Regions from separate parts of the Homo sapiens genome. Here regions 2, 3, 4 and 5 are each linked to region 1. Evidence: chromatin contacts called from ENCODE Hi-C or POLR2A ChIA-PET data. All regions are on one chromosome and are shown on one strand. Each heading gives the region's core, a stretch centred on a gene start or an enhancer-like site at or near the end of the contact. The rest is flanking DNA. Distances are from core to core; before and after follow the strand shown. Region 1 holds the start of CSNK1G3 (casein kinase 1 gamma 3). Region 2 has its middle 170 kb from the start of ZNF608. Region 3 holds the start of ZNF608 (zinc finger protein 608). Region 4 overlaps ZNF608 (zinc finger protein 608). Region 5 overlaps ZNF608 (zinc finger protein 608).

Region 1 (5,384 bases), core at 1,926-4,425:
AGCATTCCTTCTATTTAATTTGACACATCCTTTTGGGAAGCCCTTTGGAACAAAACAACCGCTTGTTCCATTCTGAAAAACATCTGAAACAATAAACTATACCAGAATAAGTCTACTCCCAGCATGGAGAGGATTACAGGATGGATCAGAGGAGACACAGAGAAGTAACTGGAGAGCTTCTCATTTCTTCCTGAGTCACATTTTTACAGTCTGGATTGATTTCATGTATAACCAATTACTAGATTACCAGACACACCCATATTTAAATGCAAATAAAGAAATTTAACGAAACTATATATAGATTGTTTTGGATTATATACTTTTCTGCTTTCCTTCAGTAGTGCCAATGATAGAAAATTGACTATTTTATTATAACTTGTTTCCTTAAACTTACTATCGTTATTTGCCTACCTACTGTCAGCCTACGATCTGTACATTTGGACCTTCATGCCTCAAACTGACTCATCTTTAAATACAAGCTGAACTTCCATGGCCTGATCTCCACCTACTTTCATAGCTTCTCCCACAAAGACCTCCTGGCAAAACAGCCTTATGTCCAGTTCAACAAGCCCTATAACACAATCACATGCCTTTCCTCAGGCTGTTCCCTTCACCGAGAAAACTACCCCCACCATCACCCCCTCAGTCCCCATTTTGCCTATTAAACTATGTTAAGGCCCAGATGGAGTGTTACCAGCTCTACATCCATTCAAAATTTCCCAGTCAAAAATTAGTATCTCACACACACACACCCCATGCTTCCAATACACCTCCAACAAAACCCACAGGAATCTGTGAATTACCTCTGTGTATGTCTGCTTCTCCCTTGAAGGCAGTACTGAGTCTCATTCATCTTCATATTCTACCCACTGTTCCATCCTTGCCACAGAGTAAAGGTGGTCCTGGTTGAATTAAACTATTCCTTGATTCCACTAATTCCAGTCCTTTATTTTCAAGGAAGTAATAAATGCCTTTCATGTACTGAAGATTTTGTTAATATATTGTAAATGCTTGCTAAATCTAATGATGAAAATGTCAATAATTACATAACACACTAATGTTTAAGCTGATGAATGGCAGAAGGGGGTGGATGACTATAATAAATCATCAGTAAAGACAATCGTTTCTCAAGATCCCCAAAAAAATGTCATTCATAACAACATTAAAATTAACCTTTCTGTCTCCCATTTCAATAATTACTTCTATTTAATGCATATTCAGAAATGCCAGTTCACATAAAGCAGAAGTGTCTGTACATTCTGCTAAGAATGTATGTCAAAGCCACACAATGTATTTGATAACATCTTTCTTCCAATGTCCATAAAGGTAATTTTTATCTTTTATCTTTTGTGCAACTATAAAGGTTAACTATACAAAAGAATAAGACAATTTATCCTAAGATACAACTGGAGCAAAGTTTGTAAATAATTACAAAATACACTAAGTACAGCTCAAAAAAAAAGAAAGCTATTAATGTCACACACCAGATCTGATTTTTTTGGTGAAAAATATTTTCTTAAACTAGTTTCACATCTAATTCCACATTATTCTCACAATTTCTGTAATGTTTTTCTTCTAAATTTACCGGGAAAGCCAATATTCTTCAAAGAAACATCTTTAAAAAGAAACATCTTTAAAAAGTATATACTTTTCATTTTATATCCCATCTTAGATATAGTTTGCCATCTCTCATATCTGTGGCCAAATGTCATTTGAATCGGACTAAGTAATTGCAAAAAGTAAAATAATGACTTATTTTCTTAATTCATTAAAAATAAGTACATTTTTAATTCTCTAATTTAAAGTAAATATTTTAATAGAAGATTTAAAAGGAGCCACTGACCAGCCTGGGTGCTTACTACAAAAGAGTTGAAAGTAATTCACACAGTGTATCAACAGTAGCTGTCTCCCACACACACAGGCACACTCACTCTCTCCCCCATCTGAACTTTTCCTCCCTAAAACATGAGGTGGGAGAAGGGGAATGACCATGACACAGGCCTCACTACCCCCACCCCACGAGTAGACACACATCTCCCTCCTCATCCTGCTGAAAAGAAATGTGGAGGCTGTGGACCAAGAGACCCGATGCTTCTCAGTGTCACTTCCCCTGCATGTGGGATAAACAAACAAACCGGCACCATGAGAGTAACCATCAGAGTGATTTTGCTAACCTTTGACTAATGTCTTGGTTAAGTTTTGAGCTGAGTCAAAGCTCTAAGAAACAGGTAAATCCCTGTGTCCCCCCACCCAACCCCTTAAACACTCCAACGGGAAGTTTATCCCTGAGCTGAACGCTGGCCCCCGTCGCCTCCTCCCAGCCTATCCATGCCTCCTTCCTGCCTGAAGCCCCTACTCCAAAGGTAATTGTCTGGACACAGTCAAGGAGCACCGTGGGCGACACTCCCCACCTCCCAATCTCTCCTAAGGAAGCCCCCGCCGGCCCAGTTGGCCCACCTCCCTCGCCGCCCCAGTCGCGCCGCACCACTCCGGCAACTTTTGCACCCAGCCCGACCCGCCACCCGCGGCCCCCGCTGCCCCCTAGCCCTCCGCGCCCTCAGCCTCCGACCGCGGCCCCCTCCTGCCCACGCCTCCGGGCCACCCGCCATGGTCCTCGCCCACCCCTCCCCCGACACCCGCGCCTGCGGCGCCGCCCCCGCCGCACCCCACCCCACCCGCCCGGGACCCCAGCCCCACCCGGGAGGGAGGGCGCCGCGGCCGCGCCGAGGCAGCCGCCGGGCCGGGGCTGGCAGCGGAGCACCTACGCGCAGGGGGCTTTACCTCAAAGGCGCGGCCGCGAGCAGAGGGGTCGGTCCCGGGCGCGGGCGGCGCCCCCAGTCCGTCAGCGCCGGCGGGGGCAGCGGCGGCGGCACATCACACCCGCCGGCGGCCGGAGGAGGAAAGCGAGCCACGCAGGGAGCGAGCGAGCGAGCGAGCGAGGTAGGGGGGAAGGAGCGAGAGAGAGAGGTAACGCAGCGCTGCTCGGATTCGGTCCCTGCACTGCCGCTGGTGCCTCCTACCGCCGCCGCTGGCCGGAGAGTCGCCGCCCGAGCCTCTGCTGTCGCCACCGATGCAGCCCGGAATGAATGCACAGCAGCGCCTCGCTTATCCGGAGGTCAAACATCCTTCTGCCTCGGGCATCCGGATCGACGCCGGACCCGGAAGTGAACACATGGAAAAAAAATTAAAAAGGAAAGCGTCTGTTTAGCGGCGGCGGCCCCCAAGCTGCCCGCATCAGCGAAAACAGCCGAGTAGAGCCGAAGATTGCACCAACCTTCTTGGATTGGTCGGATCGCCGACCGGAAAGGAGACGGCGCGGTCATTGGCTGGCAAGGTGTATAAAGCCTAAGCCGCGCCCTATCCCCGTCTTTCTAGAGCCGTGCGTGAGGGAAAGTGGGGAGAGGCTGTGGATACGAGTGTTTCTCTGGATGAAGCAGTGGGCGGAGAAGCATAGCAAAGTCTACGCAGAGAACTGGAAGAGAACACCACCATGCTTTAGGAGAGCTACTAAGAACTGAGTGAGCAAAGAGCCTTAAGGGTACCATTGTGCCAAGTCAGGGTGCTGAGGCTTTCCCTGTTGTGCTCAGCCCGCCAGGTTCCAAAAAAATCTTAGGGCCCGGCCTAGGAGTATGACATCACTGGGTTGACATTTTTCCCCGCTTGTTTGTAACCCCAGTGCCATATCAGGGCTCCAACTGCTTAGAAATGTGAATTATGGCTCACATTTGCGTCTCATTTGCTGTTTGTAAGCTGAGGTAATCCTCTGAACTATATAGTGTGGCATTACCTGTTTTTCAAATTCACCTCCCAAAGTTCTGAGAAGCCAAACATCACCCAAGTTATCAAGTTGCAGCGCACAAACTGAAATCGGTGTTTCTGACTCACACTTAAGTCCACTCTGCCTACATAGAAAGACTGCATTCCTTTCATTTTCCCTCTTGCAGTTGCTTCCCTGGGATGGAGATAAGTCATTTTGGTAGACTTCTATGGAAATTGATCCACCATGAAGGCATGGAAACTATAATTTTTTAAAATTGTGATTCTTATGTCTCAAGTCCTTTCAAAAGTTAGGCATTAAGGTGTGCAGGAAGAAGAATCAGCCTGGTGCCATGTTTTTTAAATGTTCATTTTATCAAACCCGTTTATATTCTTAATATACTTACTGTATCAAGAAACTTGAGTCTTGTGTATCTCTATCTCTCCTGTCTACCTCTCAAAACGAAAAGACTAATGAAACAAATGCACTCCTTCATTTTCCTCCCTGCTTTGCTAGATTAACGGTATAGCTAATGTGTTACCTTTGGAAGGGTAGTTAGTATAGAAATCTGTTTTTGATTTTGGTTTGTAATACAACAGTGCCTTTTTTTTAAACCTCTCTTCTCACTTCTTCCCCAAACTGGAAGTTAAGAAGTGACTAGCATCACCAGCCTTAGAAGGGTAGTGATAAGAGCTTTGCTCCATGCTTACCACACCATCATTCTGTAGGAGACTCAAAAGCAGCTAAGATGTATGCATGCTCAGAATTGTGAATGACTTGCCTAGGGCAGATGACATATCCCAGAATTTCTGATCTCTCCCAGGACCCACTAATAGACAAGAAACAAAGTTAACAACATCTCACTCAATAGAAGAGAAGTGTCTGCAACACAGGAAACTCTAAATATTGTCCTCAACTCCCAACAAACCATTTTATTCTCTCTACCTCAAAAAACTCAGTTTTGATAAAGAACACCCACTCTTCTAAGTTTTCATAAATGGTTGAGAAAGTCAAGTGTATAAATATATGATCAAAACACATTTTTAAATTAAAAATGGGCTGGTCTAAGTACGGTGGTACTTACAACGAATTGCTCACAACCAGTTACAGATTTCTTTGTTCCTTCTCCACTCCCACTGTTTCACTTGACTAGTATTTATTAAATTATATTAGAAACGTATGGGAATAAATGTTTACATTTTTAACACTGCAGGGAAGACTTTTGGTTAAAATTTGGCCTATAAGCTCCTATAGATTAAAATTGGCAAAGCCTGGTGTAGTGGTGAATGCCTGTAGTCCCAGGAACTTGGGAGGCTTGAGGCAGGAGGATCTCCCAGTAGTCTAAGGCTAGCCTGGGCCACATAGTAGGATCTTTTCTCAAAACAAAAAAAAAAAAAAAAAAAGCAAGTAACCTAGGTAGGAGGCAATTAAATTTTCAGGTCATTCTATTAACTTATAAGAAAAATTGGTTTGGGAGGCCGAGGCAGGTGGTTCACCTGAAGTCAGGAGTTCAAGACCAGCCTGGCCAATGTGGCAAAACCGCATCTCTACTAAAAATACAAAAATTAGCCAGGTGTGGTGGTGTGCACCTGTAATCCCAGCTACTCTCGAGGCTGAGGCAGGAGAA
Region 2 (5,384 bases), core at 1,455-3,954, 1.4 Mb before region 1:
TATAGTAAATTGCTCTAAATCTGTTTTGAGAGCAAACTATTGAATCTGCTAATGGTACATACAGATGGTGCAAAACAATAAACTTCTTTTGGGTGTTGGGTGTAATTTTAAAGAGTATCTTTTATCATGCTTTAAAGCAACTTCAATCTATTTATATGATCAAGCTTCATATTATTATGTTAAGTTCCAAATATTTCACAATGGGTATAAAATGCACAGGGATGTCATTATTCAAGACTTTATATAAAACATGATTTATTGATTCTCTAAATGTGGGTGGAGAAATAATGGAAATAATTTTTCATATGCTGATAACTGACATATGTGAATGCTTGCTAATTTGAGGGAGGTAGGAAGGAAAGGATGGAAGTAACAAAAATAATTTTGTCTAAGGTTGCAAGTGACATAAATTCAAACAATTGCTTTTTCAGTCTTCTGGCTTGCTCTATTCAATGTTTGCTGAGCTTTAGAGAAGGCTGAATCCCACCATGGCAAACTGCCATCTTTGTCAGAAGCAAAGAGCTGTTTACATTCAAGGCACATAATAAGTGCAATGTGAAGTGAAAAACAGTGTGAGTTCTATTATGGCTGATTAGCCCATTGTACACTGTTACAACTAACATCTTCCTTGTGCTAAAAATAGTGTGAAGTCACGGGACCTCAAGCAGCATGATCCATCAGTACTGTACTCTTTCACAAGATTGCCAACAAAAGCTGCCTCTAACTCCCCAGAAAACTAAAAGGGCCACTTATTCACTTCAGTTGTCCTCCAAAATATGTAGTTTATCTGAGCTGTTAGGAAACCTGTCAGAAAATGAGGTGCAGGGAATTGACAGTGTCCAAAAAATAGATTTGTCTTCTCTGCTGTTTCCTTTTGAAAACTAGATCCTTAATACAAGCATCATAAAAGTCAGCTGGTTGCTGTTAAACTTGCATTGTTAGCTGCTTCTTAATCACAGTAGTGGTGGAATTAGTGCATATTTTGATGCATTGGCTACCAGTAGCCCAAACAAATAAATAAATCTCCCTGAAGTGACAGAAACAGGAGGCAGTGGTTTGAATAAACTCTGAGTCCTAGGTCATTTCATCACCAAGTCAATAGCCCTTCTCGTTGAAGGGGGGAAAACAAACTGCTTTCTATTCTATTGAAAGCCTGGAAGAATTTGCACCACAGTAATCCTAAATCCAGAGGCAATCTATTAAGAACTCAGCATTACCAATCCTGAGACTCAACTGATAAGCACATTCTTTTCCCCCCTTCCACATTAATCCTCTTAAAGACTGTGCTAAGTAATGAAAAGGTGCGATGAAAGAGGCCCCCCTTTTTTATTACAACCATATAAACTGCTTGTGTAAATGTTTCATTAACAAACTGCTGGACTCATATTTAATTTCCTTGGCCTTCCTCCCCGTTCCTCCCGGTACGGTGCTCCTGGGTATGGCATGACTAAATGTGTGATTTACACGTTTCAGAGAAACATTCCCACACTTGAATGCTGTAGCATGACAAAGGAAAGGGAGGGGCTGAGAGAGAGGTGTTGAACCTATTGTAGACATTTTAATTTACAATTCTCTTTTTATGGGCTTTAAAAAGATGAATGACTTGCACTCACTTATCAGTTTATGTTTCATTTCTCAGTTCTTTCTAATAAGTACTGGTCTGCATGTAAGTGCCTTTGGCTCACTCATTTGAGGCTGACCCTTTTGAAGACATAGATATTCTAACATACTAAGAAGAAAAGGAAGATGAATTCCAATGTATATCCAGTGTGCAAAGAACTCTTCTGTGAACAACATAAAGGCCAAAATACATGGCTTACCTTTACTTTGAATATGTCAAATGATGCGGGATGTTTTGTGGAAATATACATCCTGTGTTTTTCCCCGAGGTCATCTAGTTACAATCTGATGTTTTGTTGCTTTAGCTAATCTGGTAAATCCTAACAATGCTTTCATTATCTATTTTAATGGTGGCATCTTAGTATAAAATTAACTTTCCTTTCAGACAAGCAAGATATGCCTGTGGCACCTACTGAATTCGTCAATATCCAGTCACAGGATGTATGAATGTAACTTGAAGATACAGAATCAGTCACTTACAAGAGTAGTTTAAGTTAAATCATGATACAGGAAAAACAGGTTATCACATCCAGACGAGTGCCACTGGGCCAAATTCTTAGAAAATGCATTTACCTTGTATTTGAAGAGATTCCAAACTTTGAAAAATTAATACATCAGTAAACCAAATAGAAATGTAGCCTCTTTATAATACAAGCGTCTTTCCCTGGGTGTCATTCATGTAATTTCAGTTTACTGTGAGCACTCCGGCTGCAGCTGGGGTCACTTGGTCTGGGGAAGAACCGTATCTGGGTCAGTGTATGTAGTTTTGTCTCTAGCGGCGACTATGGTCTCGTTTCAAAGTGAATACATTCATCTGGATCAACAATGCCCTGGGGAATAAACGCTTAAATGTATTCAACCTTAGGAAGAGCTGAAAACATCAATACCTTCATAAAGCCACTTTGATTTGTATTGACTATGGTTGTGCTGCTAATTCATATACATCATTGTTTACTTCACAGAGCTTTTAACATGACTTTTGATTTATAGAAAAAAGTGATTCAATTTCTACCAAGAAGTGGTGAGCTCAGACCTCCCCCAGATTCTTACTTTCTCTCTGATGTGACAAAATTGAAAGAGGAACTATCTTGTCACAGCATAAATAAATTGCTGTCAAACAGCTTATGTGCACTTTTCTTTTAACTTTCATGGTCACAGGTAATAGCAAAGTAGAACGTCCAGATTAAGGGGAATCAATTATCTAAGCATGTTATTAATGTGTTCACAGCAAAAACCATTGATTAACACTGGAGCAAAGACTGTGAGCTAGATGCACTTTCTACTTAGAAGATCTGTGTTAGGCAAAGAAGAAAATTCAACGTACACAGCCATATTCTGCCATTTGTTTAGTGACAAGCCCTAAAAGGTTTTGTTTACAGAAACCACTTGGGCAGACTGCAAAGCTCCACAAATAATGGAACCTGCCTTTAGTAAGAGTTTTAGTTTTGTTTATTTGTTTGATGCTATGTCAAATGGAGAGGAAAAATTCTTTTCTAGCAGCTTATTTATTTCTAAGCCATGAAAATAAATGGCTTTAAAACAAGCTAAATGGACTGAAGTGACTAGAACTGGATTTTGTGGTTTATTGATTAGTTCCCAAACTTATATGAGAATTGAAATATCTTGGATTTTCATGTGTTGAAGTCTTATCCAGAAGTGCAGTAGAGCAAAGATGTTCATTTTGTCAAGAAAAATGTTCGTTGCTCAAGAAGTTGCAGGAAAATAATATTTAAGCAGACACAGAATTGAGAATATAAGAAGACAAAATGAGAATATGATAGCTGGTGTCACTTCTTGGCTATGCATAGACCTGAAAGCACAACATATCTATGGCCCAAGAAAAATTCACAGTTCTGATGCAGACAAACTTAGAAAGCCTCGAGACAGCCCAGACTCGTCAGCATCTCACAGTTAATTAAAGAAGTGAGTGAAGGCATCAAGGCTTGCTCCCTTCTGCCTGAATAATTCACTGCCTGTATCCATTATTAAAACCCGTTACTTCACCACAATGATTCCCAGCTCGAGATGGATTGGTCTCAAAACCGGGAGATAAATTGTAACAAGGCCTACAGCTATATTAATAAATTGAAATGAACATTTATTTGCTCATCTAATTAGAACTGTAGTTTTTCCAAATAGTGTAGTAATGCATTACCTTGACAGGCAGCACTACCTACCTTGTGTGAGATAAAATGAACAGGAGGGCTTTGCCCCAGATTTGGGGTTTCTCTGCATAAAAAGTTCTTTGGTCGCTGCTGTTCCTTTTAAACCATTCATTCTGCCACTATGCTCTGCTGATTCTATCTCTCCAGGATTGATGGGAGCTTAGCTTTTGAGGTACTTCATCAGAGGGCTGCAAAGAAATGTGCATATAGAACATGCATTCTTCTTTTGTCCTGTCTCTTTTTAAAGTGTTGCAGAGGAAAAAAAAAAAAAAAGAATTTAAAGATTTTCTTCACCCCCTCCCCATCTCCATTTCCCTTCATCAGGATTACAAAGCCTTATAGCTCAGAGGTTCAAAGGACTTGTGCTTGGGGTCTGGGAGACATAGGTCTGATTCCTGACTCAGTCACTAACTTTATACAGCCTCAGTTGCTCCCTCTGCAAAATGAAAATAATAATTCCGTTTGTGCAGGGTCCATAGGAAGTTTAGAAAAGATATCTGTAAAGTAAGAAACTCAGAGTGGGTTTTTCATCAATGATAAGTGTCATTATTATTCAGCAATTCTTGCTCTTCTGTTTGCAAATTAGATCTTTAAAATCATTTTACCACATTAGCATGGAGGGTCTTTATAATAACACAACCAGCTCTCAATTTCTTAAGGACTCAAATGAATAATGTATTCTATGGACATAAAACTTTTTGATTATGAATTATTTCCACAGCAAAAGTGCTGTCTTCCCCACTGCTAGATTATAAAATCTCAGACAGTAGGTTTTCTGTCTTTTCCCTTCCTCCAGTAGACCTACAACATAGTAGATGCCAGTAACTGTTTTTCTACCAGAATGAGAAGTGTGGCTATTATGTAACCTCTCGTGAAATAAACACTTCTCTGTTGTGCCCTATGAGGCTCTAAAGCATACAGAGGCTAGGTAAGTTGGGCCTTCTTGATTTTATACAGCAGATTCAAATTCATGCTTCTTCAGATTCCAGCCACATGCTCTCATAAGAGGAATATACTTCCTTTCATAAAATTAGCAGAAATGGTATTTACCACTCACTCATTTCAAATTTGAACTCTGGTTTTTGGGTACTTCTCCTTTGATAAAATAAGAATTTTTTGAAAAAAAGTTTCTGGGTTGTCAAAATGAATATCAGGTCCCTTATATGCTCTTTACTTTACAGATAAAGGAATTACTGATGTTTTCTTCCTTGGCAGGTTCCGGCCAAGGCTGCACCATTATAAGGAATAGTATTAGATTTGGCTTAAGAGAAAAAGCACTTCTTGTTTTTCTCCATGTGTTCCAAAACTGATGAGTAGGACGCATTTCACTAAGCCCAAATTCTTTCTGCAAGTAAAATTTAGAAGAAAGGAAAATAATTTGTGAGATATTAAATGCATTACTAAGAGATAGCATGGTGCCCTTTTGCAATGGCTGTGCTTCCAGGACAACAGTATCAATTGAACAAATCAGTCTCAAGTCATAATGTTATCTAAGCACATATGCAAATACAGTGTTTTGTCCTACAGCAGACTCTTAGTCAATAACAAGCAAAAAGAAGCAGGATTCAAAGTAGTCCCTACTTCAGTAATTCCTTACGC
Region 3 (5,384 bases), core at 1,587-4,086, 1.2 Mb before region 1:
TCAGCGAGTAAAAAGAGAGACACAGGGAAGAAAAAAAAAAAAAACTGCAGGAAGGGCAAAGTGGTGGGGGGAGGGTTGAAAGCCAGAAGCTGCAATACAGAAAATCAGTCTTGGGAGTTGGGCTGCGAAGTCCTTGGAACAAGGAAGGGAAGCCGGCAAAATGCTCGCAGTCAGTTCCACACAGCCAGCCTCCCTTTTCTCTTCGCTACGCGCTAGCGGCTCGTTTGGCTTCTCTCTGCCACCGAGCGATCACATACATTATTTCCCCCAAGATAACACAATCAAACTTGTATTTACCGACATCCTCTCCTCGCAGCCTGTTTGAGATTTGTTTTAATAAATAAGTGTTTTATGTGAATGATGTAGTAATTGAAAGGGGCGCACCATTTTTTTGCCTTCTTACTGCGGGAGGTTCCTCAACCCCAATCTGGTTGGAAAATAAAACGCTTTGTCTCCACAACCACCCCCCACAGCACCCCCACCCGCTCTCAGTGTGTGTTTTATACGTGTGTATATCTCAACCCCCTACAGTAGCCAAGAGAAAGCAGCTAGCCAATGAGAGAGCCCAGTTTCATAAAAGCTGCTCTCTGATTGGCCCGATGCGAAAGGGCACTGGGAACAAAGAAAAGTCCCTTTCAGGTATAGAGGCTGAGAGCTTCTTTTGCTCCACTCCCCCTGTGTGTGTGTTGTGTTTCAGTCCTGATTTAGTGTTGCAGAACAAGCTTGTTGTGTGTGTGCACCAGGGGGATTTTTGTTTTGCTTTTTTTAAATTTTAATTTTTGCTTTTATAAAAAATACACAGGACGGTCTGTGACATTTGATGGTCCATCTTCTTTAATAATAAATTTGTTGAAGAGATTATAATTTCCAAAATAAAGCGGCTGCAACCAAACACATTCAATGCAGTTAGAAGGAAAAGGTCAACTCGATCCAATACAGACCGTAAGTACGGTTGCGTGGTGTGTCTCTATATAGCACTTAGCGGGGACTTCATGCAGGGGAATGTGCGAGTTTTATGCATAGAAATGAGGAACTAGTTACAGGGTTTGGCTTTTGCATTTAGAACAACAACCCAAGAAGGGTGAATTTTATTCAGTGGAGGGTGAAGCATTTGTAACTTCACACAAATTAAGCTTGACTGGGCACTCGGGGTAACTTAGAGGAAATTAGCTTTTGGGCTCTAACCCAAAGGAGAATAAAAGTGACACAGTTGCATATCCTGGTCTGCAGTGTCAATTCTCTAGCTCACCTTACTCCCTCCCTCTTCTGTCCTAGCTGGGCAGACCCCCCTCCCAAAGCGATCCAGGAAAATGGGGGCAAGGGCAGAACAAGCCGATTTCTGTCTCCTGTCAGATCCCAGTGCCCGATAATTTAATATTAAACAAGGGAATAGTCACTCATTACATGTAATGGTTATAATTACCATTCGCCATCTCCTTAAAAAAGCAAGCAACAAAAATACCATTAAGAGAAAAAATAAAAGCCCCACCCAACCCAAACAAACCCACAAATAGTAACAATGGTGTATTTATTACAGGACCAGGCTGGGGAGCAAGCAAAAGGTTTTTCTTTGTTTAATACATGAAGTGGGGGTCCCTAAAATCCAAGTAGCTCGGAGATACCCTTCTCCCTCCCCCAGGCGTCCCCGTCCCTGGCCCCTTGGGAAAGCCGACAAATTGGAGATAAGTTGAGGAAAGGTTTATAAAGTGTTTCTTTAAAACATCTGCTTTGCTCTTGTGCTCATTACATTTCGCTCCTTCCGAACTTCGGAGATCCTAGATCTCCGAGAAATGTTTCACATTCATAACTTGTAGCTTCGCCCACTGCGGGGGGGCGGGGGGAGGAGGTTGGGGGAGTGTGTGCAGGGGGAGGGGAGAGACTTTCAGCTTTTTTTTTTTTAAAGACCAGATCAGTATTTTCTTGATACGCTTGTCACCATTTTTGTTCTCACGACAACCAATTGAGCCCTTGATCCTCACGTGATGTGAAAGGCTTGCACTGTAACAAAATCGCTCCTTTTAGATGGTTGGTTGTTACTAACTCGCCCATCCCCCTCTCCCAGCCCCGACATTTCCAGCAAAGCGACTCTCCACTTCCAATCCATCAACAATTCATTACTGCTTTTAGCTTCCAAACGCCAGCTAATTAAAAATACTAAGCCAAGCTCCGGGGCCATCTGACTAAACACAGGAGGGGCTGGGCGAAGGGAGAGGAGAGAAAAAATAAATAAAAGGGAGACACACCGTTTGCTGCGAGTATAAGAGGGAAAAACTCCCGAAAAGGGTCGCCTTAAAAAAAAAAAAAAAGAAAACAAAAACCTTATTTTGACTCTAATTATCGAATTACCACATGACTGGCTGACCTGAGCGACAGAGGATTCCACTCCCCTCGGGAGCTATACTAGGAACTCAGTTCCTTTTTCTTAAAACAACATAAGACAGGAAAACATCACATCCTTTAGGTTTCGAAGACTGAGCCCATTTTAAACGCCGTTATTTTCCCCACCCCACCGCCCCAAGCCCCCCGCCCCCCGCCCCGAGCGAATGCTGTTATAACTGGTTTATCAGCTCACTGAATCATCTGCTGTCTCCTCCTCCACACCTTTCTTTTTCTCCTCTTGCCCAGTTTCTCATCCCACCCTTTCTTCTCCTCCTCCTCCCTCTACTCCCCCCCTCCTTTTCTCTTAAGTTAGTTCAAGAAATCAAATCTGTCAGGACGGGCGGAAAAATGCCACTTCCCGACTAACAGGCGGAATCCAGCCCAGATTTTCAGTCCTTTCTTCTTATTCTTTCTTCCCTTTCACTAATTTATCCCGATGTTAGCACATTCTGTCTCGTTACTAGCGGACGCCTGTAGGTTTGCTACATGGGATCATTACTGATCACGGTGACTCTGAAGTCTGGAACTGAAGGCGGAATGAGAAGTTGGGAAAACTTTTTTCTCTAAACTCTCTGTTTTTTAAAAAACTATTATTCTCGATGCTTGTTAAGAGGAAAAAAAAACCTTTGGTGCTTCTGTTGTGAATGTGAAACATTATTTTCCAGCTGTACAGTGACACATTTTTTTTAAGGAGAAAAGGACTGATTCGTTTGCCAAAAGGGGGGTGGGGAGGTGGAATAATGTTATCGAGTGATTATTCTGGCTGAGATGTGTTATTTGGTTTCTTCCTTCTTGATCATTTGGTGTTTAAGTAAAATGAGGCACAGGCTTGTTTGCCGAGTGGAGTGGGAAAGGCATTTTGATTTGCTGGCCTAATTAAAAAATGATAAAGGATTAAAAGGTAAGCAATGTCTGTGTGTGTGTATGTGTGTGTGTATGTATATTTATTTATTTTTTTCTTGACAATCAACTGTTAAAAAGGGGCTGATCCCTTTAAAAACCGTTTTAACTGCTCTTTGTCAAACACACTCATTTGCGGTCATTGAGGCCACCTTGGCGCAGATCACTTAAAGTGTATGTCTTAATCAGTTTTCTGTACAGTCAGTAGCACCGTATTTAAGAGAGTGAGCAATTCTCTGACCTAGGAATATGGTAGAATTGTTTAAATGTATTTTTTTCTCAAAAGGCAGGTATTTAACTTTTTATATAACACTGTCTTTTCTAGAGAGAAATGCTCTTAAAAGACATGCATATTTCAAAAAAGAAATTGTAGAAGCTGTTTGGGAAAAGAGGATAGGAGGGAGGTATGTGTGTGTGTTGGGGGCAGTTATTGGTTGTTTTTTCTGTTCCTTACTAGGAACAAAAAACAGATTGCCCAGACAATTTGTAAAAAGAAGTACTGAAACCTAAATTAGAAATAAGGAAAATTTAGCAACATTCTATTCTGAAAACTAGCCTCAGAACTTCCAGGGTCTGGTCTTCTAAATTGCAAGATCTAGGACATGTTTAGGGATGTTTAAAGCTGTGTTCTTCCTTCTTGTCTGAGTGTTCAGGCTGTGTTTCTGGGGTTGAGATATCACATGTGCCAGACTGAAATCCTAAACTTTAAAAAAGAACACAAAAACCTTTCTGGACTTGAATCAGATCCTTAAGATAATTTAATGCTTTTAAAAAGGTGATTATCCTTGTGTTGTTGATAAAGGGATTTTCTTTTTAGCTACCGTAAGATGCTTACTGTCATAGGTTTATTTTTCGGGTTTGGTTATTTTCCTTTAAACCTGATATTGGACTGTGAGGACAATACATGAGCCACCTTACTCTCCATCCTTCCCTGTCCCCTTTACTGATTCCCCAATACTAATCGTTTTTTATTCTGGTAACACCCAGACAAGAAATATTCGACTTTTCCCCCCCCCTTCACAGGAAAAGGTGGACCTGGACTGAGGGTGTAAAATCCCTGGACACATTCGTGGGGCAGGAAAAAGAAGAGGAAGATTAGAAGATTTTTTTTTTCTTTGAGAGAAAGCCCAGCGGAGATAAACGAATGTCCCCTCATCTCCAAAGAAAAGTTCATCGGATTTTTATTCTAGAGAGCTCATCTTCAGGATGTCAGTGAACATTTCTACTGCAGGAAAAGGTGTGGATCCAAATACAGTTGATACTTATGACAGTGGCGATGATTGGGAAATCGGGGTTGGAAATTTAATAATTGATTTGGACGCTGATTTGGAGAAGGACAGACAGAAATTTGAGATGAATAATTCCACCACCACCACTAGTAGCAGCAACTCCAAGGATTGTGGAGGTCCGGCCTCCAGTGGGGCTGGTGCTACCGCAGCCTTAGCTGATGGCCTAAAATTTGCTTCTGTTCAGGCCTCTGCTCCCCAGGGGAATTCACACAAAGAGACCAGCAAATCAAAAGTGAAAAGGAGTAAAACTTCTAAGGATGCTAATAAATCTCTGCCTTCTGCTGCCTTGTATGGGATTCCCGAGATCAGCAGCACTGGCAAGAGGCAGGAAGTCCAAGGGCGCCCTGGAGAGGCAACTGGCATGAATTCAGCGCTGGGTCAAAGTGTGAGCAGCGGCGGCAGCGGCAACCCAAACAGCAATAGTACCAGCACCAGCACCTCTGCCGCCACCGCGGGGGCAGGCTCCTGTGGGAAAAGCAAAGAGGAGAAGCCAGGTAAAAGCCAGAGCAGCCGAGGCGCCAAGCGGGATAAGGATGCGGGGAAATCCAGGAAGGACAAGCACGACCTGCTTCAGGGCCACCAGAATGGCAGTGGCAGCCAGGCCCCTTCCGGGGGGCACCTCTATGGCTTTGGGGCCAAGAGCAATGGAGGTGGCGCGAGCCCCTTCCACTGCGGGGGCACTGGGAGTGGCAGCGTCGCCGCTGCAGGGGAAGTTAGCAAAAGTGCCCCGGATTCAGGGCTCATGGGAAACTCTATGTTGGTAAAGAAGGAAGAGGAGGAGGAGGAGAGCCACAGGCGAATCAAGAAACTGAAAAC
Region 4 (5,384 bases), core at 1,257-3,756, 1.2 Mb before region 1:
ACTTGAGGGCAGGGTTGGTCTTCATACCTGATAATGAGAAAGTGGAAATGGCAATATAATTCCCAGTCTGTGCATAACGGTAGTTTTAGAATTGGATGATTTAAAACAACAACAATAAAACAAAAGCTGAGCTTTGGTTTCAGTAAGGTTTTAAAGTGAGGTTTCTGAAGGGATTGTATTATTTGCTTGCAAGCCTGAGATTCACTATTCTGAACTATGGGTAATAAAGGGTGATTCAGGTATATTGCTTCCAACATACAGAAAAGGGCCAGAAATTACCCATGGAGAAAGATTTCTTTCCATCTCATCTTCTATTTTACATTTAGAAGGGTTTGCGTTTGATGTTAGACCAATGTGGGGTCAAATTCTGGCTCAGCCACCGACCCTGAGTGACCTTTTAAGTTACTTAACTTTTCCCACGTTTCCTTTTCCTCATCTGTAAAATACTTCCCTTAACAATTTTGTAAAGATCAAAAGAGAGAATGCACAGTATAATCCCTCCTACACTATATGTGGTAAGACAGTTATAATTCCTCTATGTTGTATGTGTTAAAAAGTAGCTGCTGATGTTACTATTTTTATGAGAAAGCCCATGGACTTTAAGATCAGAGAGCTTTGGTCTTGAATTTCAGCTCCTTAGATAAAGTGGCCCATCCTCTGAGATCTTCAGTTTCTGCTTCTATAAAACAGGAATGTTGTGAGAATTAAAGGAGGCGGAAAAAGTCTGGTACCTTAGACCCTTTGTGAGAATTTGCCCATGTTGTTTTCTCAGCAAGCTGCAAAGCGTAAATTGCTTTGATCATGGTTCTGAAAGGAAGAGTTGTCTCCATCACATTTACGAAAAGGCAGAATTAGAAGTGACCAAAATTCAGTTGTTACAGGTTTGTCCTTTAGGGATGGAAATTCAGCCTCAATGATTAGTTCTGGAGAAAAGATCAGTGCCTAATTTAAGGAAATGGTTTTTAAAGCTTCCCCTGCTTTGCTAAAGAAGCAGTGACGTCAGGCAGAAAAAGGGTGGTTAAAATGCAAAGTAAGAGACTGCAGCAGTGGTCGCCTCTAAAGAGCTGTGATTTCCCCTACGTAGTAGTGGAGTCTCTTTCTAATGCTTTTTAAATGAAGAGGTGACTATGGGCAATCTCATAAAACAGCCCAATACCAGGATATGGAGAAAACGTGAACATTAAGTAATCGTGCCCCAGCATTCTCATAGACTATAACAATATTGGCTCTGAGCAAAGTAAAACACCATTCCCCCTCTGGTTGTTGGTGATCCCGGGATTGAGGGGTTAATAGCAGGATCGGTGTGGATATTTTTGGCAATAGACGTGAGAAAGCTGTGGCAAGCTTCCCTGTCAGGGTTTAGACCTGATCCCAGGTAAAGGAGGGAATCTCTCTGCCTTCTGGAGGCTTGCTTCTCGGCAGTCCTGGGTTTCGCCTTCTCCTTCTACCTGGCAGCAGAGCCACCTGAATGTCTCTTTGTTGGGTCTGGGTGGAGCAGGAGTGCTCGAGGGAGCACTCTCCAGCCCTACCCTGGCCACCTATCCTCACTGGCTGTCGGTTTCCTGGTACTGAAAGCATCACTGACCAACACAGTGAAATGCCCCAGTGATGAAAAGCTGTCCCCACCAACACTCCAGCTTTGGATCCTTCCTTGCCCATCAGCACTCAGGAAGCCCTTGAAAGAAGGTGAACGGAGAAAATATTGCCAGGGTTTCCCTGCAGATTGCCCGCCCCCAACCCAGCCCTCTGATTACACACACTAAGTGCCGCTCTCTGTGTAAATAACCTTTTCTTCCCTGCCTCCCTTCAGCCTCCCTGCTCCCCCTCCCATGCTCTTAGGCTCTCTCGCGTGATAAATAGCCAGGCTACTGCTCAGCATGCACTAACACCTGGGAATAATCATGCAAAAATAACAGTGAGAGACTGCCGCGCGTCTGTTCTTGACATTAACTTTCCTCGGTTTGACAGGCTGCCACCACCAGCTGTTAGACTTATGGGTCTTTTTTTTCCAGTGGAGATGGCTGCTTTCCTGCTTTCCTCTTTTTTTGGGTTCTAATAGGTTACATCAGTGTCCTATCAAGATGACAGAAAAGAGCTTTGACAAAGAAACCATTGCTAAAACAGGCCAGTTCTCTATTCTGATATTTTATTCCAGTTGTTAGTATTATTAGACTAATAATCCCCCACTGATTTTTAAATGAGGAATATCTGATTAGAACTATATTAGTGTTTCTCCCCTCAGAAAGGGATTTGTTGTTGCCTCTTGTGAATTGCCTTTGAATGTAGCAAATACTAGCATTTGGTCCCATAGGGCCAAACCACCTATCGATTTCAGGTCTCAGATATATTTGTAATAATGATACTAATATTGACAATAGCAATAGCCCCTGTTTATTGAGTGCTACCTTCTACCAGGCCCTGAGCTAAAGTTATTTGTATGATCTTCTGTAGTAGTCACATGAGCCAGATGTTATTTCCGTTTTACAGATGAAGGCACTGATTCCCCAGAGCGATCAAACTACTTGCTTAAGGTTTTGTAGCTAACAGTAGAGCTGGATTCCAACCCCCAGTGAAGACAGATCCCTGCCCCACCCTGTCTTCCATTAACACGCTACTTTTTGCTCTCAGGCCACCATGAAAGTTCCTTTGGTTGTAGTTCTACAATTATCCTTGTAATTTTGCTATATTTGTATGATTATCTGACCAGTGTCACAGTCTTGCCCACTACACAGTCAGTCCAGAAGGGCAGGGACCTGGTCTGTTTGGGCCACTCTTGTTCTAGCAGGTTGCACGGTGCCTGGCAAATGGCAGGTGTGTAGTAATTATTGGGTGGATGTGTGATAAGAGTTGAGGTGAGCTGACTGTTAGGGCAGCAGTGCATGAGAAAAAGCTGCAACTAGAGATTAGGAGGAGGAGATTCTGTAGTAGTACGGGACTCATCAGGGCCTTCATGGTGATCCCATCATTGCCATAAAATTGTAAAATGGAGGTGGGTTAAGCCAGTTGACTGCTGCCAGATGTCAGTGTATGAAAGAAGCAGTATTTCCCCAGGCTGAGCTTCTCAAGGTTAAGCCCCCTTTCTTGTATTTTTAACATACTTTAATTGCACTTAACCATGCATTTGGAGGGGATTATAGATTTATGTTAAATATAGTAGGATATAAAAAGGAGCTTTGGAAGGTTGGGTGCAGGGTTAGGGAACTATAATATCAGACCAGGGACTTTTAAGCCAGTGTTTACTGACCTAAGCACTATGCTGAGCATTCACTTTGCACGGATTATCTCACTGAGTCTTCACTGCAACGCTTGTGGGGGTAATTGTTATTATTACTCCCATTTCTTAGAACTAGACACTGAGTCTTAGAGAAGAGAAGCGCGGTAACTTGCTCAGGGTTCCACACAGCAAGTACTGACAGGGTCAGCATTTGAACCCAATTCTGTCTGCTAACAGAACCAGAGGTTCAAGTCCTGGTATGCTGCCTCCTCACTGGAGGGAGTCCTTGTGGAAACTGTTGCCACCCTCTGCCTTAATGACCTTCATTGGCTGAAGAAATTATGGTTCAGTGTATGGATCACTGACCTGAGAAACCAGGGTGCAGTGGAGTTGATCTTTTGTATAAGGCAAAAATAACTACTGAAAATGCTTTAAAATCCTCCTTTACATATGATACATGTGACTTCACGTTTGACACTGAGATACACAAGAGAACTGAAACCTTTTGGGGGGAAATTCTTACCTAGCAGAAAGAATTGGCCACACTCTTTGAATTACTTCCCTTCCACCCTTCTTCTGTTTCCCAGTGTATGTTGAACTCCTGTCAATTTTCTGCTTGTGGGATGCCATCGTTTTATGTGTACCTAGGCTGCCACTAGAGACAGCTTATTACACTTGTACAAATATGGGCCACAGTTTTCTCTCGACTGAGTAGGTTGGGCTAGGCGACATTCTGTGATTGTTTCAGGCAGAGGGTGGAAGCACAAACTCCAGCATTCTCTGGTTGGGCAAGTCACGTGGCAAGGCTGCAGTGAAGCTCAGTTCTGTCAGTTGATGCCATGAGGAATGTGGGCCCAGGAGAGCACATAATCCAATAATTATTTTACGAAATAGGAGAAATTTAAATTCTTTCCTAATTTATTAAAGTGTTGCTAAAAAAAACTGGAATGTTTTAAAAAGTAACATACCTGCCAAATAAAAACACCTCTGGGAGTGGCTGTAATCCCCACCTGCAAATCCTGTTCTTGCTGGCGACCTCTAAGGAAGAGGGGCCTATGGTAGACCACACGGGGAGACTTTGTGCTCCACCTCCTCCCCAATCCCGACATCTCACAGTGAATGGGGAGAAACTGCGATTCTCCTCTCATTTGGTTCTCCTCTCACTGGTAGTGCTGGTCTGGTACCTATGGGAGTGGCAGTTCTGAGCCACCATGAGAAGCCGATACTACAGTGAAGAAACGAAGAAATTCACTTGTGCAAGTCAAAGATGTGAACCTCAAAACAATAGTAACTGTCAGGTTTAAGCCTTAAAAGCCTTAAATAGTCTAAAGACTATTATCACATCGGAGTGCTATTTATGATTAAGTGTATATTTATAGTCAAACTCTCTGAACCTTAGCTTTCTCATTTTAAAACATGTTGAACTGGACTCAAAAGTTCTTGCTATAAATATCAGTTCAACTTTCATGTTACATTTGAATTGTGTTAATGGTAACAAACACAATTAACTTACAAGTAGGCCCAGAGTACTCTGGCTTCTCCCCTCAAGGCATCCAGATTCCATAGAAATTTGAACTTGGAAATTACATAAATATGAGAGAGAGAGAGAGGGGTGTGTGTGTGTTTCTGCATGCAAATATATCTATAGATGGAGTTATGTTGAAATAAGGATTTAGTCTAGAAGCTGTTGTGATAGGATATGTCATCAATATTAGGCGGCTGAAAAGTGCATTTGTTGTTGCTGTTGTTGTTGTTTTTAAGGGACAGGGGCTTGCTTTGTTGCCCAGGCTGTAGCGCCATGGCATGATCATAGCTCACTGCTGCCTTGAATTCTTGGGCTCAGTTGTTCCTCCCACCTCAGCCTCTCGAGTATCTGGGACTACTCGCATGCCACCATGCCTGGCTAATTTTTAAATACTTTTTTATAGGGATGGGGGTCTTGCTGTGTTGCTCAGGCTGGTCTCCAACTCCCAGCCTGAAGTGATACTCCTTCTTGGAGCTCCCACAATGTTGGGATTACAAGTGTGAGCCACTACACCTGGCCAGGAATGTGTTTTCTAGTTGAGGAAAATGGGCCTCAGAGAGGTTGAATGACTCTCCAGGGTCATAAGCTAGTTAATATCAGAGTTGGCGCCAATCCTAGTGTTAGTATGTCTTGCCACCATAACTG
Region 5 (5,384 bases), core at 2,088-4,587, 1.1 Mb before region 1:
GAGCATTTTACACCCTTCTACGCCCTTTTAGTCCTAGAGTACTCGTCTTTTGGTGAGTGGCATGGAGGGGGAGTTTTTGCCTGAAGGATGATTTATTTTTGTCTGGCTTGCTGTTCTCTTTACCTGTTTTTTTCTAGTCGAAGTAATGGCATCGTGGAGAGCTTGGGTATCTGAGTTGTTAACTTAAAAAAAAAAAAATCCTGTAATTAATATTAAGTGCAGGAAAGGACTGGGACCAATGATTTGAATGGCTGCACTCTTTCAGTTGCTTATCTTCAGTGACCTCCTGAGTCTGACAGTGGGAGTAAGTGAAAGCTGTTTCCCTCTCATTTTGACAGACCCTGGCCCTGTGCTATGTGCCCAGGGCCACTTGTAATAGCCGTCTTCTAAAATAACACTCTTAGGAAAGGAATGACCATTAGGAGGTAATACCACAAGATCTGTGTCATTATTATGGCTCATAGTAGGCCTAGTTCAATAATTACAAAATACCTTTCCCAAACTTTTTAACACTTTTATTTAAAAGAAGAAAAATGTGTCCTAACAAGCTAATGATACAAGCTTGTGAGACTGGATTGGGGAGGGGAGTCAATTCTGTTACAGTGGGCATTGAACCTTTGTCTTCCCACAAAGAGAGGGAGGAGGAAGAGAAGGAGAAAGCATTCTGCTACTCTAATGAGGAAATTTGGCTTTAAAAAAGGAGAGGGTTTGAGAAACCTGCCCCACACTAGAAATCGTCATCCAAACTCATCAGATTTCAGACCAACCAGTGGTGCCTGACAAGGAGCAGGAGAAAAATTAAGTTTCAAACTTGGCATTAGAAATCAGAGTGATGCTGTTGCTTAGTTTGGTGGCACTAAGCCTCAAAGGAGGCAGCTACTTACTAGGAAGTTTAATCAAAGACAAGAAATAAAACCCCTTGGTACAAATGTATACAGACACACACTCTATACATGTACATATTCAGTTTATGCATTTGAATTGCTCCAAATGTCTGTCTCAGAAGACTGTATTTTTTTATTTGATTCTATCTTCCTGTCCTCCTTTGTCCCTTGCATCCTGCTGTGTGTTGACTGAGCGCTGAGGGACCACAGCATGAAGGCCATCCCTTTTGGGGTACAGGGGGTGGCTTTTGATGCATCCCAGTTAAATGTCTGACTTGCTGACCTTGCTGAAGCAAGCTCAGGGGACTTGTCTTCTTCCCTCCTCCCCCAACACTATCACCTGAAACCTGTTCTGCCTGCCTGTCCCCAAAGTAGGGACTCCAGGAACCTTAGCAGGAACTACTAGAGGAACGGTCTACACAATAAGGGGTACATATTGTATATGAATGGTGCAGTACATATATTTTATTTTATTTTAAAGCTGGCCTCAAGTCATCAAGGGCAATGTTGCTTTAGGATATGTATGTTTGCCTAACTTAAAAGCAAATATTTTTGTTACTGATCAAAATTCCTGATTAAAAATTACTTTCTAAAGATCTCCATGTGATTTTTTTTTATGATGCTCTTTGTTACTTAAAATGTCTAAATTACACCTAAGACATTTTGTAACTAGGACACTTGCTTGGTAGAACATATGTTTTGATTATTTAAAAGAAGTAAAGCATGTCTTTCCACAGTAAACATTAATTGATCTCTAATGATCTGTTTTTGTTTGTTTGTTTGTTTGTTTTTTTGAGATGGAGTCTCGCTCTGTCGCCCAGGCTGGAGTGCAGTGGTGCGATCTCAGGTCACTATAAGCTCTGCCTCCCGGGTTCACGCCATTCACCTGCCTCCGCCTCCCGAGTAGCTGGGACTACAGGTGCCCACCACCAGGCCCGGCTATTTTTTATTTTTTTATTTTTTTATTTTTTAGTAGAGACTGGGTTTCACTGTGTTGGGCAGGATGGTCTCGATCTCCTGACCTCGTGAGCCACCCGCCTCGGCCTCCCAAAGTGCAGGGATTACAGGCGTGAGCCACTGCACCTGGTCTCTAATGATCTGTTTTGATTTAGTATTTCTTTTCATGTTATATCTTGGGCCCTGTAAGTTTTCACTGATGCTTAAACTTGGTCAGTGAAAATATCGTCACCATCTATATGTGCGGTGCAGCCTCCCACGTGAACATATGGGACAGCATCTTAGTGTTACCGGTGGTGCCTTATAAAAGTCTTATTTCTGCTCCCTCTTCTTACTCACAAGACTCCTTAACAGGCCATTGTATCTTCTAGAAGTGGGAAATGATAATGTTACTAGGGAAGCAAGAAAAAAGCAGCTTGGGCTTCTTTTAGCTGACCAGTCAGCTGGATATTGACCACCTGTCTTCATGGGAAAGAAATAGATGGCAGTGAATAAGCGAGAGTCTAGTTTTCCAAAGAAGCTCAATGATTTTCCCAAATCAATACAGCTCATCAGGCCTCAGAACAAAGGCTGCAGGGGAGGTGACAGTGATGGAAGTGGCTCTGTGTTCTTTTGTGTATTAAACCATAAGGCCCATGGGGAAACAAGGTTTCTTTAGCTGTGTGTGTGTGTGTGTGTGTGTGTGTGTGTGTGTGTGTGTGTGTGTGTGTGTTTAGGGCTTATTCTGTGTATTTAGGGGGAAAATCCTTTCAGATTTTTTTTTTAAAAAAGGATTTCCATAGATTGTATACCAATGACCAAATGTACTTTTGAAAGAGATAAGTACAGTCAAGTAAGAAAGATTATCATGTTTTAAAATGCAGAGTAGAACAGCATTTTTCCATTGCTTTTGTTATTGCTTAAGGTTTCATTTTTTGTTGTCGTTGTATGTGGATTGGGTTTAGATGAACCAAAAACAAGTCTGTGTTCAGATTAACCTCTGGCAAACCAAGAATCGTAACTACCCTCCCATAAACAAACCCTGTTCCTAATGCCCTGAAAATAACACCAAACCCTAATAGGAATGCTCAACTGTCATCTGAGAGGTTATAATTAACGCAGATAGAGTGATGCCAACATATTCCAGCCGCTGACAGAGAAGATCTATCCAAACCAGCAATTTTTAGCCCTTCAGTCCTTTAATCTTTAAGCTCACTGTGCTTTCATAAAGTAGTACATTAACACCAGAGCAGTGTGTCTCTGGGGTTTATGACTGGGGTGGCGGCACACTAGGGCATAAAGTGTTTCATTACACTTCCTTTTGTTAGTACTGCCCTATCTCCCAAGCTCCATTGCCATACACTATTTGTTCAGATAAAGCCCTATGTTCAGGGTGACTAATCGCAGCACTGTGTTCCAGATGGTTTGATTACAGGATGTGTTTAAAGTGACTCTTCAAACATTCAGCCCAGCGGTAGGGCTCTTTAAAAAAAAAACATACTGCATTTTATGGTCATGTGACAACACTTACTTTTCCTGTCCTAGTGCTCTATATATACTTGGCACAGGTAATGGGAAAGTCCCTCTGATTTTTGGCTGGCAGGTATTTTATGAGCAACCTTAGTTGTACATTTTAAATTTTCCCAAATAATTATATTTGAAGAAGGATCTGTCTGAAGGTTATAAGCTCCGAGGCTGGAACAGCGAAGCTTGTGCTATACAAGATTCAGCCTTTACAAAGTACCAGTATTGAATACCACAGAGTGACGACAACATAATAATGGGGGGAGGGAGTCCTGAACAAAGAAATGGTGATAAATCATACCTTGCACAATAGTCACGTTGTGTAAAAATGGAGGGTAATATGATATCTGAAATATATGAATTTTATCCTGTACTCATGAAATCAGCATATTGTGACATTTTGTCACCAATGTTTCACTAGAAAAAAATATATAAAAGGAAAGAAATGTGTAAACTTTCTTTTTTAAAGGCATATGGCATGAATGGGTTACCATTTGGTGTTATTCGAATGAGGTTTCTGTTTTCTGCCTGGATGCACATCAAATGCATCCAGATGTGGTAGTCTGAGAGAGTTCAAAAAAACTTCTGTCTGATTCCAAACTCAGCATTTGCGATGCTTGGCAAAGACTTCTGTCCCGGGGATGAGGCACTTTAAAGACTCTGAAGCAGTCTTTAAACTCAATACAAACAGAATTATGTCAATCCACTGGGAAATCAGGCATTTGCCCCGTTCTTGAGGAAACAGCTTCACAAATACCAGAAATAATAATTCATAAACCACATTTATAACATCTTGGGAGCAAAGCCTCTCCACAGAGAATGTCTATCATCTATAAAACTAGTGGGAGATTATGCTTATTGAAAAAGTATGGTAGTAATAAAAGGAAGTCACTGAGTAGGATTCAGTCTAGACTCTCTCTCTCGTCAGTCCTCGTGTAGTTAGTTCCTAGGTGTTTAATGAATTCTCACTATTAGGTAGCCACTGTGCCGCCAGGGGTTGTGGGTGCAGACACTGCTCCTATTTTCAAGGAGTGTCATCTAGTTGGAAGAGTTAGGCATACTGTGTATACAAGCAGAGTAAAATATTATGGGGGCCATGTATTACGGTAGGACAAATAGCCTTAAGTTCAGACCTGGGAAGTTCTCCTTGTCATTCAGGGTCCCAGATGAAGGAGACTCTGCCACCTTTATCCTGAGGACTTCGAGATCACAATAGCCATTTCCATTGCAGCCAGACAGAAAGGGATGAGAGGTTCTTATGGGCCAGGCCTGGAAGTGGCCCACATTCATCAGTTCTCTCACTTGCTTTCTGTAGGACTCAGTCACATGGCTGCATCGGACTGATAGGGAGGCTGAGAAGGAGTCTAGTTGTGAGCTCAGAAAGGGGAGGGAAACATGGCTCGTACGTTTCCATCAGGGCAAGAACTGTGTATGCAGTGCTGTGGGGATCCAGGAGAGAATGGCTGTCTTTTGGCAGTGTGCCTGGTATGCGTGTGTCTAGGGCAAGGATTCACAGAAGTGAGAACCTTTGCATTTGTCTCCATTTGCTTCTAATTCATTAGGAACTTTAACTTTCCCTAGGGATTTGGACTAAGGCATCTTCAAGGTTTCTTTTAGGGGAATTAAAAATGTGACATGAAGAACGGTTGAAGAAACTTGTCTAGGCTGGAGAGTAAAGAAGACATAGAGGCTGGGTGTGGTGGGTCACACTGTAATCCCAGCATTTTGGGAGGCTGACGGGGGAGGATTGCTTGAGGCCAGGAGTTCAAGACCACCCTGGGCAACATACTGAGAGCCCATCTCATTAAAAAAAAATAGGAAAAAGACAGTGAGCAGGAGGTGGGGAGAATGCCAACATGGTCATTATCCTTGCCTGGATGAAAGGCTGTTGAGTGGATGATGGGTGGACTGCATCTGCAGGGTATCAGGAGGCTCAGCCAGGACCAAGGTATTCAAAGACAAATTTAGTTTAACACAAGGAACAACTTTTTAACAAGATGGCTGGAAAATAGGCAATCCTGGGGGAGTGCTGGTGAAATC

Evidence for each region. A loop is a pair of places that touch in the nucleus more often than their neighbours do. ChIA-PET counts read pairs that join two places held with the same protein, here RNA polymerase II (POLR2A). Pooled maps may share reads with other maps.
Region 2: a pooled map shows a loop between it and region 1 (2.8-fold over the local background). The contact joins the enhancer-like site here to the promoter of CSNK1G3 in region 1. A Hi-C loop is called at or near these places in 3 of 37 single-sample maps with no recorded cell type and 3 of 50 pooled maps.
Region 3: a map with no recorded cell type shows a loop between it and region 1 (5-fold over the local background). The contact joins the promoter of ZNF608 here to the promoter of CSNK1G3 in region 1. A Hi-C loop is called at or near these places in 1 of 37 single-sample maps with no recorded cell type and 5 of 50 pooled maps. POLR2A ChIA-PET finds 5 or more read pairs at or near these places in 1 of 52 experiments (Panc1).
Region 4: a loop to region 1 is called in a map with no recorded cell type, with 9 times the contacts of the local background. The contact joins the enhancer-like site here to the promoter of CSNK1G3 in region 1. A Hi-C loop is called at or near these places in 4 of 37 single-sample maps with no recorded cell type and 1 of 50 pooled maps.
Region 5: a map with no recorded cell type shows a loop between it and region 1 (5-fold over the local background). The contact joins the enhancer-like site here to the promoter of CSNK1G3 in region 1. A Hi-C loop is called at or near these places in 5 of 37 single-sample maps with no recorded cell type and 7 of 50 pooled maps. POLR2A ChIA-PET finds 5 or more read pairs at or near these places in 1 of 52 experiments (IMR-90).

What each region holds. Positions count from the first base shown.
Region 1 is chr5:123,509,968-123,515,351 of GRCh38, reverse strand. CSNK1G3 (casein kinase 1 gamma 3) reads right to left here and starts at 3,175. Exons shown (of 14, transcript NM_001364140.2): 1 at 2,782-3,175. RefSeq lists enhancers at 1,854-2,003, 3,034-3,243, 3,404-3,463 and silencers at 2,524-2,593, 2,764-2,853.
Region 2 is chr5:124,918,536-124,923,919 of GRCh38, reverse strand. No RefSeq gene overlaps it. Among named protein-coding and RNA genes, the nearest start is that of ZNF608, 170 kb to the right of the region's middle. RefSeq lists enhancers at 630-739, 2,415-2,504. Within about 2 kb of position 2,704, at least 3 of the 41 ENCODE cell types and tissues checked have a DNase peak (open chromatin) inside an H3K27ac peak, as active enhancers do.
Region 3 is chr5:124,744,091-124,749,474 of GRCh38, reverse strand. It overlaps ZNF608 (zinc finger protein 608), which reads left to right and starts at 2,836. Exons shown (of 10, transcript NM_020747.3): 1 at 2,836-3,280; 2 at 4,303-5,384. The coding sequence starts at 4,486. RefSeq lists a silencer at 479-718 and enhancers at 598-1,596, 1,724-1,903, 1,597-2,595, 4,635-4,704, 4,544-5,237 and 1 more.
Region 4 is chr5:124,703,358-124,708,741 of GRCh38, reverse strand. The region is part of intron 2 of ZNF608 (zinc finger protein 608); the gene reads left to right. Among named protein-coding and RNA genes, the nearest start is that of ZNF608, 41 kb to the left of the region's middle. Within about 2 kb of position 2,506, at least 9 of the 41 ENCODE cell types and tissues checked have a DNase peak (open chromatin) inside an H3K27ac peak, as active enhancers do.
Region 5 is chr5:124,653,969-124,659,352 of GRCh38, reverse strand. The region is part of intron 3 of ZNF608 (zinc finger protein 608); the gene reads left to right. Among named protein-coding and RNA genes, the nearest start is that of ZNF608, 90 kb to the left of the region's middle. Within about 2 kb of position 3,337, at least 19 of the 41 ENCODE cell types and tissues checked have a DNase peak (open chromatin) inside an H3K27ac peak, as active enhancers do; they include IMR-90, where a contact is called at or near this core.